2 separate regions of the Homo sapiens genome follow, and region 2 is linked to region 1. A link is a contact called in ENCODE Hi-C data. All regions are on one chromosome and are shown on one strand. The core of a region is the stretch at or near the end of the contact, and the rest is flanking DNA. Distances in the headings are between cores, read along the strand shown. Region 1 overlaps USP13 (ubiquitin specific peptidase 13). Region 2 holds the start of TRA2B (transformer 2 beta homolog).

Region 1 (5,693 bases), core at 3,067-5,566:
ACTCGCGGTTAGGGGCTGGAGACCGGCCGGGCCAACACAGCGAAACCCCGTCTCCACCAAAAAAATACGAGAACCAGTCAGGCGTGGCGGCGCGCGCCTACAATCGCAGGCAGTCGGCAGGCTGAGGCAGGAGAATCAGGCAGCAGTACCGTCCAGCTTCAGCTCGGCATCAGAGGGAGACCGTGGAGAGAGGGAGAGGGAGACCGTGGGGAGACGGAGAGGAAGAGGGAGAGGGAGAGGGAGAGCCAATTTTTAATGTTAAAGAGAAAAATTACCCAAACACTTGTTAAAGATGATAAGGCAGACTTTATTCAAGGGGGTCCATGGCCATAGGTATAGGAGCACTGCAACAGGGCCTGGCAATGGGGGAGACATTGGACTCAACTCTGATTCCAACAAGGTCAAGTGGGGATTTATAAACAAGGAGTTGGGTGGGGCCAGGGGATGGAAAATCACAAAGAAGAAACGTCAAGGATTAGCTGTTTCTGGCTACCCAGACTTAATGGGATTACTGCTGAAGGCAGGCCAGGCTGGTCAGACAGCAAGGATGGGTGATTTTCACTAAACTGACTTAGCAGGATGCTTACTTAAACTGGATCTACAAGGACAGAGAGGGAAGCCCAAGGACGGGCCCAGTCAAGCAGAGGCTTCAGAGGAGCCTGATGATGTTTTGGTTAAGTCGAGTCTTGTCCCTAACTGTACTGTTGTCTTTATTTATTTATTTTTTTTTGAGACAGAGTCTTGCTCTGTCATCCAGGCTGGAGTCTGGTGGCATGATCTTGGCTCACTGCAACCTCCACCTCCAGGGTTCAAGTAATTCTCCTGCCTCAGCCTCCCAAGTAGCTGGGATTCCAGGCACGTGCCACTGCACCTGGCTATTTTTTGCATTTTTAGTAGAGATGGGGTTTTGCTGTGTTAGCTAGGCTGGTCTTGAACTCCTGACCTCCGATGATCCACCCGCCTCAGCCTTCCAAAGTGCTGGGATTACAGGTATGAGCCACAGCACCTGGCCTCTGTACCACTGTCATCGAGGTGGTGATTATTGTGATGGCTTAGCCAGTGGTTCTTAACTCTGGTTGCGTGTTAGAATCACTCAGGGAACTTTTAAAAGAAATTCCAAATCCCAGGCCTCAGTCTCACGCAATGAAATTGGAACATTTAGGGGTGCTTCTGGTTTTGATATATGTAAAAGAAACTCTTTGGGTGAATCTAACTTACAACGAGGGTTGAGACCCACTGATAGAAGCATAAACGTTTCAGGAAGGTCATGAGTGCTGGTAGGGGTAGAATCTCATGAAAAACTTTTCTTCAGGTAGATTGTTTAGTTTGACAAAGGGGCAAGAAGGTCTTAGCAAGAATTTTGATGGCTTGTTTTGGTTCTGTTCTTCTTGCAGTTGCTATGTTTTAACTATTGCCTCTCATTTTCTAGGTATGTAGGAAACCTTCCCAGAATATTTGACTACTCGCCTTTAGATCCAACACAAGATTTCAACACACAGATGTAAGTGCCAGATTTGTATTTTTTTTTTTCTAGAAAAAGCATCCAATAAAATGTTCATAGTGGATATCTCTGGGTTGCAAAATTAAAGGCAATTCTTCATGTATTTTTAAAAAAGTGTTCCAAAATGAGAATGTGTTACTTTTATAAGAAGATAAAGTTATCTACAAAGGACTGAAGAAAATTTGAAACTGGTATCAGTATGAAGCAGAATCAAATAAATAAGTTATTTGTGTGTAACGCAGATCAAATGCTCCACCTAACAGCAGTTGTACTTATTGATATTCATAGATAAATTTAATATTACTATGGAAAAACAACAATGACCTTTTTGTTTCTGTTTCTCTGTCCTGGCCAGGACTAAGTTAGGACATGGCCTTCTCTCAGGCCAGTATTCAAAGCCTCCGGTGAAATCTGAACTCATTGAACAGGTGATGAAGGAGGAGCACAAGGTATGTGTCCGAGCGTTTGCCATGTTGACATGTAGGTAGGGAGGAGCTTTAGAATGTGGGTTTCCTATGATTTGGCACATGGTGGCCATAAATTTAGCAAGCTGTCAGAATAGTAATGTCATTTCAGTGTCTAGGGTGCCTGTCTGTATGCTCTTAAAAATTGTGACAAGGAATAGCCAGGGTTGTGTTTATAGAGACAGTTGCTTCATGGATTATACATGTGTGCCATCATTAACCATCTTTAGAAACAGTATTCTTTATAAAATAGAGCTGAGATCGAAGGACTAAATCTCATAAAAATATAAACATTTTCCCTTTGGTAACACAGTCTCGGCACTTACAGTGTCTTCCTTCTCCTAAGCCTCAACTTTCTTGGCTAGAGTTTCTCAAGAGTCTGGTTGTTAAAAAACAACACACAGGGTCAGGCATGGTGGCTCACACCTATAATCCCGGCACTTTGGGAGGCCGAGGTGGGTGGATCACCTGAGGTTGGGAGTTCGAGACCAGCCTGGCCAACATGGTGAAACCCTGTCTCTACTAAAAATACAAAAATTAGCTGGGCGTGGTGGTGCACGCCTGTAATCCCAGTTACTCAGGAAGCTGAAGTGGGAGAATTGCTTGAACCAGGAGGTTGCAGTGAGCTGAAACTGTGCCACTGCACTCCAGCCTGGGCGACAGAGTAAGACTCCATATCAAACAAACAAACAAACAAAAAACAACACATAGATTCCTTAGTCCCTCCGTAGGACTGAGGAATCAGAATTTCAGGGGAGGGCTTGGCATTCCTCAGGTTTGGTAAGCTGCCGGGTGGTTCTTAAGCAGGCTCAAGTAGGAGAAACTCCGTGGGCCAGTCGTTACTAATTAATAGAACCACTGAAAGATAGGCTTGATGTTTTAATGGCCAGACCTGCATTTCCACTGGACCCTCCCTATGCTGCTTGTTGTACAACTCCAGAGGGTACTACTCATAACTTGGTCTTTTTGAGTGGTGCCCTTGGAATTGTGTAGTGCACAGCTTACGCATCTGTGTTTGGCACCGTCCTCTCCCGTTGCCACAGATGCCCTGAGTGGAACGCGTGCCCCACTTCCCCGCCACCTGCTCTGGCTTCCTAGTATCCTGTCTTGACTTACTGGGCAGGCTCGTTCAGTTCTGTGTCTCAAGTGTTTATCTTAAGGCAGTCCTTCTTAGCCAATACCTGTAGACTGAGAGCAAGAATCAACAGTGAATAAATACCCTCTTGTTCATCAGGAAGCCAGCTAGTTGTGGAAATGGAGCAAGCAAGAGAAGGGAGATTGTGGAAAGAACATATAGAGGCAGCCTTGGGGATGGGGAGAAAGAAGTAGGTTGTAAAGAGGGTGGAGAGGGAAACAGACATTCTGAATGGCAAGCCCAGGAGACCAGAGGGGTATGGGAATAGGAAGAACTGAAGTTCTCAAGTTGCATTGTTACCCAGCATTGTAAGATAGCAAGGTCCTTATCCACCAGAGGCTGGAAGGCTCCCATCTGAGATACAGTTGAGGAGGTGGCTTGAGGGTAGGGCTGGAGTATGGGGTTATCCAGGCTTCTTCTACTTCTGTGCTTCTGTGAAACTTTGAAGAGGTGATTGTGGATAAACCTCAGTCCAAAATTGTGTTATGATTGGATTGGTTCTGCGTTCTCAAACAGGCGGTGTCACTTCTTGCATGGCTCTTCTGGGGCAGGGTCCATGCTCTGTGCTGGTGGTGAAGGAGCTGGGAGTCGGACTCAGGAGCCTGGCTTTCCCTTCTGGTTCTGCAAGGAGTTGTGTGACTATGGGCAAGTCATGCCACCTTCCAATCTCACCATTCAAGTGGCAGAATTGATCTAGGTGGTGGTGGTGAATGTTTTAGGCCCAGGAGTCCCCTTTCTAATGTAAATAAAATCATGGACCTTGCGTGACCGTTTCTGTGCTCTTGGGATCTCCTCATTTGAGAAAATGTGAAATGAAAAATCATCAATTTAGTGCTGTTTGGAAATAAAATTTGGTTTTGTTAATATTACAGTGTCCTTTTATGTTAAAAAAAGTAGTTCTTATATGAGCAAGGCACACTATCTATGCAGTCTACAAGTAGTATCTGTTTGGAGCCCTTGTCTCTCTTCCCCCACTGGATTCGGTGGCTGTAGTGTAGTAGCTCCTTACATCTCCAGGGTCTGAGGCTTGTAGGTGGGAGCCACTGCTCTGGATCAAGGTATGTGACCTGGAAGCACTTGGGCCATCTCTGGGATGTGTTTTGCTTGGTCCACACATAAAATCTAAATTTCCATCTTCTCTTAACCATTCAGAACGTCTGACAGTCCCAGGCCCGCAATGACAGCTGGAGCCAAGGGGCAGCCCTCCCTTCACACAGGACACACAGTCCCCAGCTGGCTCCGGTCCCTTTGTGACTCATGACCTGACTGGGACTCTGGGTATTTGGATTTGTGACCCTTGATCTAGATGACTTGTGAAATCCTTTCCAGCCCTCAGGTGCCACGATCTAGTGGTCTTGAAGAAAGAATCTTGATTATGAGAAGCATATATGTGCATCTAGGCAGGGGCAGGGAGGGCCCATCCAGCTGGGTGGGAGACAAGTCGGTCTTTGGTCCAGCATCGGTAATATTTCTTTAACACTCAAATAGAGCTCACATTGACCATGATTTTCCTTGTGGCCCTGGGGGTGTCCGTTTCAAGCTGTTCCTTGAATAGACAAATAATTTACAGCAAAAATCTCCACTTTCCTTGACAGTAGAAGGAATTAGTTTCTCAGGCATCACGATTTTCACTGGCAGTTGGTTTCAAAGGAACCAATTTGTGAGACTCTTTCCTTTTCTCAGTTATCAGAAGCCCTTTGGAAGGATGGTCCTGTCCCAGGCCTCTGGTGTTTGTGACTTATAGATGAGCCTGAAATGCCCCAAGAGAGGGAAAGAAGATTCACTGAAACAGAGAAGGGGATAGATGATGAGAGGAATGTATGGTGTGGGGGAGAGAGCATGAAGGATGGGTCAGAGCCATGTGGCAGAAACGCCTTTTTACGGGGCCACCACCACGCATGGTCTTAATAACTAGCATCACATAGTGCTTGCAAAGGGCCAGGCTCTTCCTCTATATTCACTGATGCGGAAACGGATGCACAGAAGCCTTGCCCAAAGTTGCAAAGCCAGTGAGTGGCAGAGCTGGGAATTATATCAGGCAGTTTGGCTCTGGAGTCTGTGTTTTTGATCACCGCATTATCCTACTTCCCTAACAGTTGTTCCAAGACTTATTTCAGGCTCCCAGTGCCTCAGTGTGTGGATGGTGGCAGGTGGATGACAAAAGGGGGCGTTTGAAGTTTGCAGAATTACCAGGTAGCCCAGTTATGAGGGTTTCTCACTGGCGTCTTCCAAGTTGAGTCATTTCTAGAATATATACTTCCCAGTATTAAATTAATCTGCTATAAACCAAGGTTAAATCTAGCTTTTTATATATGCATGCTTAATAAACATTGTCATGCATAAAAAGGCAGCAGTATTTATTTGTGGTACCGCCATTTTTACTTAAATATGTTGAATTGAATTTTAAGATTAACTTGCACTTGCAGTAGATAATAGTTACTATAAAAGGGCATTTTTTTCTTCAAAAAATATTTTCTCTATCTTTATGCATTCTAAGGCAGTGCTTTCAAATGTTTTAAAGCTGAACACTCTACCTCATTTCTTCCTCCAAAGATAACATATCTTAAATAACTCTGTATTCTGAATAAGCTGC
Region 2 (5,389 bases), core at 231-2,730, 6.2 Mb after region 1:
TTTCTTCCTAAAATACTCTGAGGAATCATATAAAATCTTAATCAAAAGTTTGCTAAGACATTTAATAGTCTTATTTACCTGATAAATCATATTCAGATCTTAAGGTAGCTTTACCAACAAGGGGAAACTTAGGTAACAAATTGTTTTTTTTTTTTAAAAAAGCACAAATTATTCCCACAGCCTCAAAAATCAATTTCTATGGTGCTTTTCTATCACCCTTCTAACAGATTCCTCTTAATTCTAGCAAGCCTCGTATGTTCGCATCATTCAATGCTTTCCGAATCCAATACCCAGAGCCCCACAGACCAGCTACGTATGCTGTTTAAACCCTAGAACTGTCTTGTTCCCGCAATTCAATCAACCCTCACTGAACACCTTTAAGAGGTGGAAACTTAAGGGAAAGAAAACTGTAGCCAACACACGCTGTGGTTCTAAGTATTAGAACGCCTCAAAACAAAGGAAATAACGGCGCCGTAAATGGTTGCCCGCCAATTTCTCCTTCACAATCCCGTGGAAATGCGATGTCCACAAAATCATCTTAACGACTTTGTGGTCTGTCCTAATAGAATACTGATACAGATTTTTGCCTGGGAAGCCCTTTCGGCATCAGAGAAAAGCGCTTCATTTAGGCCAAACACAAAGCCCTCACGCAATCCCCTCCACCTAACGGGCCCAGAACTTAGTCGGCCTTGGATTAGTTTCCATCTTAAGAGGCCCCAAAGACATCCCAGACTCCGTCCTTTCCGTGGAGGCAAAGACGGTCCTTCGTTAACCTAAACACCGGCCCAAAGACCCAAAAGAACGTCGTCTGTCCCCTTGCACCCCACCACGCGGCCTTACGAAGCGCGGCCCGCTGCGGGTCGGGTCCGCGTTGCCGCGCGGCTTCTCCGCCATTTTGTGCCTCTGGCAGCTCGCCCAGCCCGCCAGCCCAAGATGGCTGCGGCGGACCTTCGCAGGAGAGCAACGCCGAAATAAGATATCGCTCCCCTCCCCCAACACCGCGGGGACGCAGCGGCCATTTTCATCTTCCCCCTCTTATAACGGGAAAAACGGCCGTCTCGGGCAGAAGCCACATAAACCCGCCGGGGGCCTCCCTCCTTCACGACCAAAGGCACTAAGGCACTATCCACAAAGGCTTTTTTTGGTTAAATGCTGTCTCCCTTGCCTGCCCTCCCGGCTTCAGACTTCGGAGCCTAAAACGCCCCTGCCTCCTGGCCCGAGGCCGACGGGCCTAGAAAAAGATGCAAGGAGCTAGGACCACACAGCCACCCCCTACCGCAGCTCTACGTACCCGCTCGCCGTAGTTCTGCTCGCCGCTGTCGCTCATGACTCCTGGCTGCTGTCGCCGGTCGATGTGCTTCAATCGAAGCTGCCAACCTCTTGCACCTTCCTTAAGGAGGCTCCGCCGCAGCCCCGCACGACGCGCCGGTCGCCCAGCCGCTCAGAGCCGAAATGCTCCGCACCGCCTCCGCACGGGCTCTAACTCTACCGGATGTGACGCGGCGCTCCTTAGCCAGGCTCCTCCCCTCCCAGAAACGCGCGCTTTCTTGGCCTCGCCCCTCCTCGCTCTGCCTTTCCTCTCCAGCTGCAGCGCGTCCCGCACAGGAAGTGACGTGACCCCGCCCCTCGCAGGGCCCCACCCCCATTCACGAGCCTCTATGAGGCGGGAAAGCTAGCGTGTCGTTTGGCTGCTGTAGTGGGCGCCACGGAGCCACAGTGATGTCACCAGCCACTTCTGAATCCCTTCTAGAACTTTCCAGGGAACCTGCCGAGTGTGCAGGGAGGAAGGAGATGCTGTTTCCCCCAATCTCAATTCCTTTCTCCGCCTTATTAGTTTCTTGTTTTGTGTCTTTCCTTTGTTAGAGAAGTGAATGTTCGTACATTGGGTTCTTACTTAATTTTGTCTTACTTGTAGATATTTCCTTCCTGAATACGTCTTCATTTAAAAAAGGTCAGATCGGGCTGGGCGCGCTGGCTCACGCTGTAATCCTAGCACTTTGGGAGGCCGAGACGGGTGGATCACGAGGTCAGGAGATCGAAACCATTCTGGCTAACCCAGTGAAACTCCGTCTCTACTAAAAATACAAAAAAATTAGCCAGGCGCGGTGGCGGGCGCCTGTAGTCCCAGCTACTTGGGAGGCTGAGGCAGGAGAATGGCGTGAACCCAGGAGGCGGAGCTTGCAGTGAGCCGAGATCGCGCCACTGCACTCCAGCCTGGGCAATAGAGCGAGATTCCGTCTCAAAAAAAAAAAAAAAAAAAAAAAAAGGTCAGATCGGCTGGGTGCGGTGGCTCACGCCTGTAATCCCAGCACTTTGAGAGGCCGAGGCAGGCGGATCACATGGTCAGGAGTTCGAGACCAGCCTGGCCAACATGGTGAAACCCAGTCTTTACTAAAAATACAAAAAAATTAGCCGGGAGTGGTGATGCATGCCTGTAATCCCAGCCACTCGGGAGGCTGAGGCAGGAGAATCGCTTGAACCCGGGAGGCGGAGGTTGCAGTGAGCCGAGATCGGACCGCTGCACTCCAGCCTGGGCGACAGAGCGAGACTCTGTCTAAAAAATAAATAAATAAAAATAAAAAAGGTCGGACCTTAATACACAGGAATCAGACACAATCTCTATTCTAAAGTTACAAAGTAATGTGCTAGAACCGTTAAACACAATTAGAAAAAATGATTGTAAGTGCCAGAGGCATGTATAACTACAGGGGTGTCACAAGGAGGGAAGATTAATTCTGCCATTTCGTAAGAGAATATAGTTGGATTATAGTGAGAAGAGCCCAAGACCAAGTCGGATACTTTCTTTCTTCTTTTTTTTGAGACGGAGTCTTGCTTTGTCGCTCAGACTGGAGTGCAACGGCGCGATCTCGGCTCACTGCAACGTCTGCCTCCCGGGTTCAAGTGATTCTCCGCCTCAGCCTCCGTAGCAGCTGGAATTACAGGCGCCTGCCAACACGCCAGGCTAATTTTTTGTATTTTTTATAGAGACGGAGTTTTGGCATATTGGCCAGGCTGGTCTCCTGGGCTCAAGCGATCCTCCCACCTCGGCCTCCCAAAGTGTTGGGATTACAGGCGTGAGCCACTTCCCCCAACCCCCAAGTCGGATACTTAATTCCTCTACACTTCAGTCTCCCCATCCATTGAAAAGGTGGTACCTGGCTGATGAGGCACTTTGATACTGGTAAAGGGTCATTTGATTTTTTTTTTTTTTTTTTGAGACAGGGTCTCTCTGGCTCTGTCGTGCAGGCTGGAGTGCGGTGGCTCATTGCACCTCCCAGTCTCAAGTGTTCCTCCTGCCTCAGCCCCATATCCCCAACTCCTGATTTTTTTTAACAGCTTTATTGAGATACGACTCACCTACTATGCAGTTCCCTTATTTAAAGTGTACAGTTCAAATGGCTTTTATTCACAGAATTGTGCAACCATCACCACAATTTTAGAGTAGTCTCATCACATTAAGAAAAGAAACACTCATTAATAGTCATTTTGCATCCCTCCTCCTCTCCACTCCTCACAACCCTCCCAGTCCTAGGCAATCACAAATCTTTCTTTCTCAATAGATTAACCTATTCAGGACATTTTATATGAATGGAATCATATGGTATGTATCTTTTGTAACTGGCTTCCTTGGCGTACGTTTTCACGGTTCATCCATGTTGTAGCATGTACTACTATTTCATTCTTTTTCATTGTCAAGTTATATTCAGTTGTATGGATATATGACATTTTATTTATCCATTCATCATTTAATAGACATTTGGATAGTTTCCATTTTTTAACTTATGAATAATCCTGCTGTGAACATTCATGTACAAATTTTTGTACGAGCACATGTTTTTATCTCTCTTAGGTATACACCTAGGAATGGAATTGCTGGATTGTATAGTAACCCTACGGTTAATTTGGGGGGAAACTGCCAAACAGTTTTCCACAGTGGCTGCATTCATTTTACATTTCACACTGCCACCAGCAGTGTATGTGGCTTCCAATTTCTCCACATCCTCACCAATACTTGTTATATTGTATTAAAAAAAATTGACCAGGCGTGGTGGCTTATGCCTGTAATCCCAGCACTTTGGGAGGCTGAGGTGGGCGGATCACCTGAGGTCAGGAGTTTGAGACCAGCCTCAACATGGCGAAACCCCGTCTCTACTAAAAATACAAAGTTAGCCGGGCGTGGTGGTACATGCCTGTAATCCCAGTTACTCGGGAGGCTGAGGCAGGAGAATTGCTTGAACCTGGTAGGCGGAGGTTGCGGTGAGCCAAGATCGTGCCATTGTACTCCAGCCTGGGCAACAAGAGCAAAAATCTGTCTCAAAAAAAATTATAACCACTCTAGTGGGTTTAAAGTGGTATCTCGATGTGGTTTTGGTTTGCATTTCCCTAGCGATAATGATAATGCTTTCATGCGTTTATTGGTGATTTGTAGATCTTTGGAGAAACGAATATTCTGATACTTTGCCCATTTTTAATTGGGTTATTTATCTTTTTATTATTGAGTTATAAGAGCTTGCAATTTGGCTCTTGTTTGGTAAAATAGTCATCCAGAACAGAATCAATATTTGAGGTACCTGAGATCCAGAGATTTGGTGATGACTCAAGTGTCAAGTGACTAAATAACTTCTGAATGAGCTGTCCCCTTTTTCTGAGAACACCTGTACTCCCAACACACACCTAAACCTGGACTCCTACTCAGATCTCTGGCCTTATCTTACTTTTTGGCTTAGATTAGATCTCTTGTTTATACATTCTTATGGCACCCCTTGACATTCATATTACTCACAACTATAATTAAAGAATAATAATTATATAATTATTTTATTTTCATTATTATTTCTTTGTGGGTTTTTTTTTTTTTTTTTGAGACAGAGTCTCGCTCTGGCGCCCAGGCTGGAGTGCAGTGGCGCGATCTTGGCTCACTGCAAACTCCGCCTCCTGGGTTCAAGCAATTCTCCTGCCTCAGCCTCTGGAGTAGCTGGGGCTACAGGCGCCCGCCACCACGCCCGGCTAATTTTTGTATTTTTAGTAGAGACGGGGTTTCACTGTGTTAGCCAGGATGGTCTCGATCTCCTGACCTTGGGATCTGCCCGCCTTGGCCTCCCAAAGTTCTGGGATTACAGGCATTAGCCACTGCGCTCAGCCCTATTTGCATTATTATTTCTGTGAATATAGTTTTTATGTCTGTCTTCCACACTAGATAATAAGTTCCTTAAGGGCAGGGCCAGTGCCTCTTTTGACCACTGCCTTATACGTAGTGCTTGGCACACAGTAAGCCTTTAGTAGTACTTGTTGAGTGATTAAAAGAAAGCAACGTATGAATTTAGAATTGATTGGGTAGGCATCAGGGTGCCTTTAGAGGTCCCTGAGCAGGAGACTAACTTGCTAAAAG

What was found. A loop is a pair of places that touch in the nucleus more often than their neighbours do. Pooled maps may share reads with other maps.
Region 2: a pooled map of psoas muscle shows a loop between it and region 1 (7-fold over the local background). The contact joins the promoter of TRA2B here to the enhancer-like site in region 1. A Hi-C loop is called at or near these places in 2 of 50 pooled maps.

The regions. Positions count from the first base shown.
Region 1 is chr3:179,728,760-179,734,452 of GRCh38, forward strand. It overlaps USP13 (ubiquitin specific peptidase 13), which reads left to right. Exons shown (of 21, transcript NM_003940.3): 9 at 1,430-1,501; 10 at 1,857-1,950. Among named protein-coding and RNA genes, the nearest start is that of USP13, 79 kb to the left of the region's middle. RefSeq lists enhancers at 1-79, 80-658. Within about 2 kb of position 4,317, at least 8 of the 41 ENCODE cell types and tissues checked have a DNase peak (open chromatin) inside an H3K27ac peak, as active enhancers do.
Region 2 is chr3:185,936,534-185,941,922 of GRCh38, forward strand. It overlaps TRA2B (transformer 2 beta homolog), which reads right to left and starts at 1,481. Exons shown (of 9, transcript NM_004593.3): 1 at 1,292-1,481. The coding sequence starts at 1,327. RefSeq lists enhancers at 703-912, 815-1,542, 953-1,412.